Regions from separate parts of the Homo sapiens genome. Here regions 2 and 3 are each linked to region 1. Evidence: chromatin loops called from intact Hi-C (ENCODE). Cell type or tissue: IMR-90. All regions are shown on one strand.

What was found. Peaks named below come from ENCODE experiments on the same cell type or tissue, not always from the same donor. Only the 100,000 strongest peaks of a DNase experiment are listed, where the experiment ranks them.
Region 2: a loop joins it to region 1, with 8 times the contacts of the local background. A loop is called at or near these places in 30 of 110 quality-filtered maps.
Region 3: it touches region 1 in a loop (4-fold over the local background); 65 of 110 quality-filtered maps call a loop at or near these places.

What each region holds. Positions count from the first base shown.
Region 1 is chr11:74,725,779-74,728,278 of GRCh38, forward strand. All of the region lies in intron 1 of CHRDL2 (chordin like 2), which reads right to left. Among named protein-coding and RNA genes, the nearest start is that of CHRDL2, 4.4 kb to the right of the region's middle. In IMR-90, a CTCF peak has its summit at 983 (motif pointing left); DNase peaks (open chromatin) are centred at 143 and 933; H3K27ac peaks cover 601 bases; H3K27me3 peaks cover 121 bases.
Region 2 is chr11:74,452,376-74,454,875 of GRCh38, forward strand. KCNE3 (potassium voltage-gated channel subfamily E regulatory subunit 3) reads right to left here. Exons shown (of 3, transcript NM_005472.5): 3 at 2,466-2,500. Among named protein-coding and RNA genes, the nearest start is that of KCNE3, 14 kb to the right of the region's middle. In IMR-90, a CTCF peak has its summit at 1,214 (motif pointing right); a DNase peak (open chromatin) is centred at 1,226; H3K27me3 peaks cover 564 bases.
Region 3 is chr11:74,633,601-74,636,100 of GRCh38, forward strand. It overlaps POLD3 (DNA polymerase delta 3, accessory subunit), which reads left to right. Exons shown (of 12, transcript NM_006591.3): 10 at 983-1,095. Among named protein-coding and RNA genes, the nearest start is that of POLD3, 42 kb to the left of the region's middle. In IMR-90, a CTCF peak has its summit at 1,214 (motif pointing right); a DNase peak (open chromatin) is centred at 1,051.

The sequences.
Region 1 (2,500 bases):
TGGCTGGCCTGTCCCCAGGCTGCAAGAACTCAGGAAACCTGAGTGAGCCAGGCTGCCCAGGAATGTAGAACGTTTACATCTCTTCCCTCACACCCACACAGCCATACTTTCTCTATTTATTTATAATCCCCTCTTCACACAAACAAACTTGCTCCCCTCTGAGACATAAGCTCTGCTCTGGGCTCTGGCACCCGGTGGGAGAGGCCTCTTAAGGAAATCAGAAGAAAAGCCTCAGCTCCTCAGTGGCTGAGCTGTGCAACCCGGAGAAAGGAACTGCATTTCTCTGAACCTGACTTTTCCCTCTGGCACATGACAGACATACAGGAACATAGAAGGGCCTCTAGGGAGAGAACTATCAAACCAGGAAAGGCAGCTCTGTTACCTGTTAAAGGGCAGGAAACAGGGTGGGGACTGTTCACATTTTTTTCTGCCTTGGACATATATGCTTAGATTCATAGAATCGTAGAAAGCTAGGGACTCAGAGACATCCAGTCCCCTGTTTCCTTTGTGGGAAATTGAGTCCCAGAGAGAGATCAGGACTTGACTAAGCTTGATTCACTCCAGCACAATCTTCAATGCCAGTCGTCAGATGTGGAGAGAATGCTTACAGGGACACCCATCCCCTACTAGGCAGGACTAGAAGAAATGGCCTTAATTTGTAAACAGAAGGCTTCTGGCGAGACACAAAAAAGAACTCCTGAGTACAAGAATGAGGATGGGGTCCTGGACAGAGGAAGGGGGACGCCTGAAATGATCTCTGTACTACACCTCCCAGGGGCACCGCTGTCATGCCAGTCCTTTTCTTTGAGAATATGAAGGATTCAAGGTCCCTCTCCCAGAGTCCGGCGCCATGGTTGGCGGCTGGGGGAACTTGAGAGGCCAGTCCTGGAACAGGTGCAACAGCTGGAGCAACTGCGCAGCTGTTGCCGGGCTCAGGCTCAGCAGCCTGTGCGCCAGTGAGTGAGGCAGAGACCTCTGCTGGTGGGAGAGGAGAGGTGCAGAACGGCCCAGTCAGAGATCCAGAGAGAAGTCAGCCTGGAGCCGGACTTCAGGCCTTCACTTAGGTGCTCCCCACTGCCTCATGCACACCTGCACAGGTAGATGGGGATGCGACTAAGCTGGACAGACAAGCAGGTCCCCTCTGGCCGGTCTCCCACTACCTTCACTGCCCCAGGCCATCCAGGCACTTTTTTCTGGTGTCTGAGGGTCTGCCTGTCCACTCCTCCCTGGCAGGGCAGGAGTACCACCCTCCCACATCCCTATTCCAAAGGCCAGAGTGGACTCGGAATCAAGGCAACCACACCTTTGGGTTTTGGAGACTTAGAATTACGAAGTGTTAAAACTAGAATGGTCCTCAATAATCATCCACTTGAGTCCAACCATCTCACTTTACAGGGGAGAAAACTGAGAGGTAGAGAAAGGCAACCTGTCCAGGGTCACAGTTGGAATTGATGGCACAGCCAGGGCTGGATCCATGACTTTCTGATTCCAGGTTTGCCCTCCACATCACATCCTACCAGCGGAGCTCCCTTCCTGTCCCATGCCTGCGTCTAGGGTCCGGAATTCATCACCTGGGAACGAAAGCTTCGATTCCCATAATAAACAAAACCCTTGAAGAAAAAAAATACATGGATTGTTTTTTTCTCAGCAGGGTCTCACTGTGATACCCAGGTTGGAGTGCAGTGGTGCAATCACAGCTCACTGCAGCCCCCATCTTCTGGGCTCAAGCAATCCTTCCACCTCAGCCTGCCGAATAGCTGGGACCACAGATATGTGCCACCATGCCAGGCTAATTTCTTTATTTTTTCTAGAGACAGGGTCTTGCTATGTTTCTCAGGCTGGTCTCAAACTCCTGGGCTCAAGTAATCCATCCACCTCGGCCTTTCAAAGTGCTGAGATTACAGGCGTGAGCCACTGCACCCAGCCCCATGTTTTTACTTGGTAACTGACTCTCCTGAAAGCAGGATTGGATGGAGGGAGGGAAGAGAAAGCAGAGCATACTAGACACCTACAAGGGACAATTAGGGAAGAGAACCAAAGAGAGGAGCTGAGAGGAGTAGGGCAGAAAGCACTGAAGAGGGAGGTAAGAAGATAGTAGGCCTCTGGTGGACACTCATCCACAAAGAGCCGAGTGTCTAGAGTGACCAGCATCACACATGTCTGTGGCTCAGCCTGGGGCTGGGACCAGTACTGGTCAGTAACCAGGTCAGGGACCCAGCCTGGGTAAGGGGTCTTGTATAGGGGTGGAATTGGTGTTCAACCTGTGGCCAAGGTTGGAGGACTAGGGCTTGGCTTGTGGCTGGAATTGCAACTTAGTCTGTATTGGGATTAGGGCTCAATCTATGGCTGGAAATAGAACCAAAGAGAGAATACTTTTTGTTTGAATAGCCTGAGGAGCAAACTGTTACCTGTGTTCACAGGCCCTTGGCATTCTTCAGGGCTCCGACACCTCAGGAGCCTGATACCACACAGACTTGAACATTTCCATCCGTTAGCACTG
Region 2 (2,500 bases), 270 kb before region 1:
GTGGGGCCAATTCTGTGATTGAAAAAAGAGCTTCAGAACCTTCCCAAGGAACGAGGCTATTGCTAGTCTCCAACCAAGAGCACTCCTTTGCTTACCTTTCTTCCACTGCTCTATTCTGCAGTAGCTCACAGCTGTTCCCTTCCCCACAGCTGATGGGAACCTCCTCAAAACCCTCTTGTCCCTCTTCCCTGCCAGGGTGGCCCACAACCAATGACTGGCTGCTTTGGGGATACAAAAGGCCAGCTGCCTTGCCTCAAGGGAGTGTAATTCTGCTGTGGGACTTATGCCACCATATATGACAGTTCCCCGTGGATCAGGCCAAGGCTAGATGTGACCGAGACACACTTTGTATGATGCTTTCCCTTTCCTGTCTACTCCACTCTCTCCCTTGCAGGTTTTTCCTGAAAAATACTTCCCATCAATAAATGTCTGTCAGATGGCCAGGTGTGGTGGCTCACGTCCGTAATCTCAGCACTTTGGAAGGCTGAGGCGGGAGGACTGCTTGAGCTCAGGAGTTTGAGACCAGCCTGGGCAACATAGCGAGACCTCATCTCTACTAAAATAAAATATTAGCTGGATATGATGGAACACGCCTGTAGTCCTAGCTACTTGGGGAGCTGATGCGGGAGGATCGCTTGAGCCTGGGAAATCGAGGCTGCAGTGAACCCTGATTAGGCCACTGCACTCCAGCCTGAGCCACAGAGCGAGACCCTGTCTCAAAAAAAAAAAATTCTGCCTCAAGGTCTGTTTCTAGGAAACCCAACTTCAGGCCACTGGTGTCAGTACTCTGCCATCCTTTTCCCAAATCACTTTCTCATTCATCTCTGGAGACTGTTCAGATCCATGCTCTGGGCTGTGCGTACCATGGGACCTAAATTGGGCTGAAAGTACATGAAGGTGCTAGGTCAAAAACAACTGGGCTCTGTGGAAGTACTTGTAAGGAATACCTACTTACTACATAGGGTTGTTATGAGGGTTTTAAAAGCTAAATGAATTCAAGTGTGTAAAACGCTGAGACCAATGCCTGGCATGGAGTAAATGCTCTTAAGTATTAGTGCAGGGATTTCTGGGATGTTTTTGTTTACTTATGTATTCCAAGTGTGCCTAGGTGAATGCGTGGCACATAGTAGGCACTCAACAATACCTGTTGAATCCATGATTGGTTTTGCTTTGAGGGCTTAAGGCGATGTGCCGAGATTTGGCCAGCAGAGGGCAGAACCTGGGAAGACAAAGCTCCTACAGGCTTTGACCTACAAGAGGTGGCAGGACAGGCTCCCAGACGACTGGGTTGGAGGGAGGGCTGCGTGAAGTGCCTATACCATAGGATATGGATAGAGATAGAGATAGAGATATAGAGATACAGAGATACAGAGATACAGAGATACAGATATATAGATATATAGATATATAGATATAGATATATAGATATAGATATCTTTTGAGACGGAGTTTCACTCTTGTTGCCCAGGCTGGAGAGCAATGGTGCGATCTTGGCTCACTGGAACCTCTGCCTCCCGTGTTCAAGAGATTCTCTTGCCTCAGCCTCCCAAGTAGCTGGGATTACAGGCGTGCACCACCAAACCTGGCTAATTTTGTGGGTTTTTTTAGAAGAGATGGGGTTTCACCATGTTGGTCAGGCTGGCTCGAACTCCTGACCTCAAGTAATCCACACTCCTCAGCCTCCCAAAGTGTTGGGATTACAGGCGTGAGCCACTGCGCCTGGCCACCATAGGATATTAGAATGTTTAAATTTTACTCCCTTCAAATCCTAGATTTTTATTTAGTCCAACCTGGGTGTGTGTAAGGAAACATACCAAGTTCTTAGTTTGTGAATTCAGACAGATCCGTTGTTCCAGGCCCCGAGATCCCTGGAGTTGCCCTGGTGTCTGCAGCTCCTTCTTTAAACTTTGAGCTACCCCATACACCTCAGAAATTCCCTTTTGTACTTATGCTAATATACATCAGGTGCCTGTAACTCACAACCAAAATAATTTGTATTATTTTATGATTATGCCCATGGAGTGTGAGGACTGTGTGAAGGGGAGCCTTCTCCACTGGGGACACTGAAGTCATGGAGTAGCCCCAGGAGGCCTGCTTCCTGCTGTCTCCCCAGCCTACCTGCCCTCTCCAGGAGGGAGCTCCCCAACATCTGCCTCCAAGCTTCCCTGATCTTGATCCCTTCATTCACTCTGCCCATTTAGCTCTGTCCTAGCTTTCAAAGCCCAGTTCAAGTTCTACCTCTCTCAAGTTCTACCATGGGACCTAAACTGGGCTGAAGGTACATGAAGGTGCTACAGCAGAAACACCTCTGTGGAAATACTTGTAAGGAATACCTACTTACTACATAGGGTTGTTATGAGGGTTTTAAAAGCTAAATGAATTCAAGTGTCTGACTCCTCCTAGTCAATTTCATTTCTCAAAATCCTTATGGCATTCATCACCTAACCATTCATTCTTACACCCAATTGCGTTCCATATTTTATTTGGAAGTTTGGGCTGG
Region 3 (2,500 bases), 92 kb before region 1:
ACCAGCACTTTCTTTGTGGTGATTGAGTAATAGGTCAGTTGAGGATTTTTACTTCCCCTCTCATGGGCTGTTTACTAAGACCACCAATTCTGCAATTGTTGAGAAATGATGGGATCCCTCTGGTGGTGCTCATTTCTTGGGTGATGCCACTTCCACAGCAGTATTTTTTTCCTAAAAGTGTTCTTTCCTGTTAACCTCACTGTAGCAGAACAAACCTTATCAGTGAAGCAGTCACTAGAAATATGCAAAATATTAAGTAGGTCCTAGTTGTCAGAGCTTAAATAATGATAATTGTTTAAAAGATGACTTCACCCACCTCCAAGTTTATACTGTTAACATCAGCTGGAAATTTTCAGTCTAAGAAACATCTCAGGTGATTAAAAGTAACCCTTAGGTCACAGTGAAAGACTCTGGCATGGAACATTTGTTATAACCTGAGGATTATCTCCACATAGATCTTGAGAGATAATGTCTTGTCCTCAATGGTAAGGCGGCATGGGATAGTTGGAATAGCAAGGCTGTAGAATTGGATTGACTTAGGCTTAAAACCTCCTGTCTCAGTTATAAGCTGTGTGACCTTGGCAAGTTTAGGAACCCCTCTGAACCTCTATTTACTGTAATGTGCAAATAAGAAAATCTGTCTCTTAGAGTTGTTGTAAGAATAAAGTGAAATACATGGCATATGAAAGGCGATAAGTGGATATTTGTAAACCAACTTCATAACCTGACTAGCTATAAAAGAAAATATTTAGCTAAGATACTTCCGGCTGTAATAATTCTTGATTCTCTGATTTTATTTGTATAAAATTAATAAAATATGTATTTTAAAGATAACTATATAACTACAGAGTTCTTGGTTGTCATGAATTACTGCTTGCTAAATCCCCTTTGCTGGACATGTCAATTTAGAGAACCAATGGAGAAGGCTTTATACCAGATAGTGCTTGTAGTTCTCTGATCTAAGTCCGTTTCATTATTTCAGTCTTTCCAGACTCTCCTGGGGCTTATGAAGCTGAGTCACCATCCCCACCTCCTCCTCCGTCTCCACCTCTTGAACCAGTGCCAAAGACTGAGCCTGAACCTCCTTCTGTCAAGGTAAAATTATACTGGGATTCTTGCATGTCCATGCATCCTTTGTGTCTTAAGGACCTACAACCACTATGCTAAATTAGTTCCCTTGCTGTATACTTCACAAATGCCAGTAGATGGCTCTTGTCTCATTCTGCTGTCCTACAGGTTGTACAGAATGGGCGTTCCCTCCATTCTTACCTGAAGGGAGATTTTGCTAGTGGGTATAGTCTCAGGAACGTTGCAGAGGTGGAACCTGGGAGCTGTTCTGTTTTCATGACCTTCAGCATCTCTGCTGTGCTGTACAGCTCCTGTTAGAATGGTGTAAAAAGAGATCCCCCCTGCATCAGAGCAACACGTGAAAGACAGAGGGGAACAAACAACTTAACACACGTTTGTTGCTCTTCAGAAGCAATTCTGGAAAAGGGCTGGATGGGAAAACTGTCAACCAAAGGGGAAATATAGCTTTGAACGCTCTTCAGCTGCATCTTATCTACACCTATTAGTGTAGATAATGAAGAGTTGAAAAAATAGTCGCTGACAATTTTTTTTTCCTTTGTGGCTGTTAGTTTTTCTTAATTCATTGTGTTAAGACCATCATTTAAATCTTACGCTGATTTCCTCATTAGCTGAAGAGAAAATGGGACGAAAGAGACCAGTGGAGATAAAAGGAAGTTGATACTAGTAATACCTATTTTGAGACTAAATTAGATAGCTATAATGTTGAAGTGTCAAGGCTGGCCAGGCGTGTTGGCTCACACCTGTAATCCCAGCACTTTGGAAGGCTGAGGTGGGCAGAATGCCTGAGTCCAGGAGTTTGAGACCTGGGCAACACAGGGAGACTTTGTCTCTACTTTAAAAATATCTGGGCATGGTGGCACATGCCTTTTAGTTTCAGCTACTTGGGAGGCTGAGGTAGGATGATCATTTGAGCCCAGGAGTTGGACTGTTGCAGTGAGTTATGATTGCACTTCTGCATTCCAGCCTGGGCAACAGAGCCAGAACTTGTCTCTAAAAAACAAACAAACAAAAAAAGAAGACAAGAAATGTGAAGGCTGACATAGCAAGTATCTACAGCAAGGGCATATGCCACAGAAATCCCTGGTGTGGTTTAGGGGCCATCCCTGTGTACTCCCATAATATCTGTCTCAGCCCTCACTACACTGTATTGCAGTGGTCTGCTTTCCTTCTCTCTCTCCTCCACTAAGGTCCTTATCCTATATGTCTTTTTAACCATGCTGCCTGCACTACCCAACAATAGTTTATTGACTGAATGAACAGAACACAGTTCTTTCTTCAGCATGCTACTTTCCTTCTTATGAACAATGAAGTATCAAGCCTGTGTATATAGTGGGCGTAACTTGTCTGTGTGATGGGGTTGGTTCTCTAAAACTAATGTAGAGTTTCTCTTTCAACTTTTTATCATAATGGA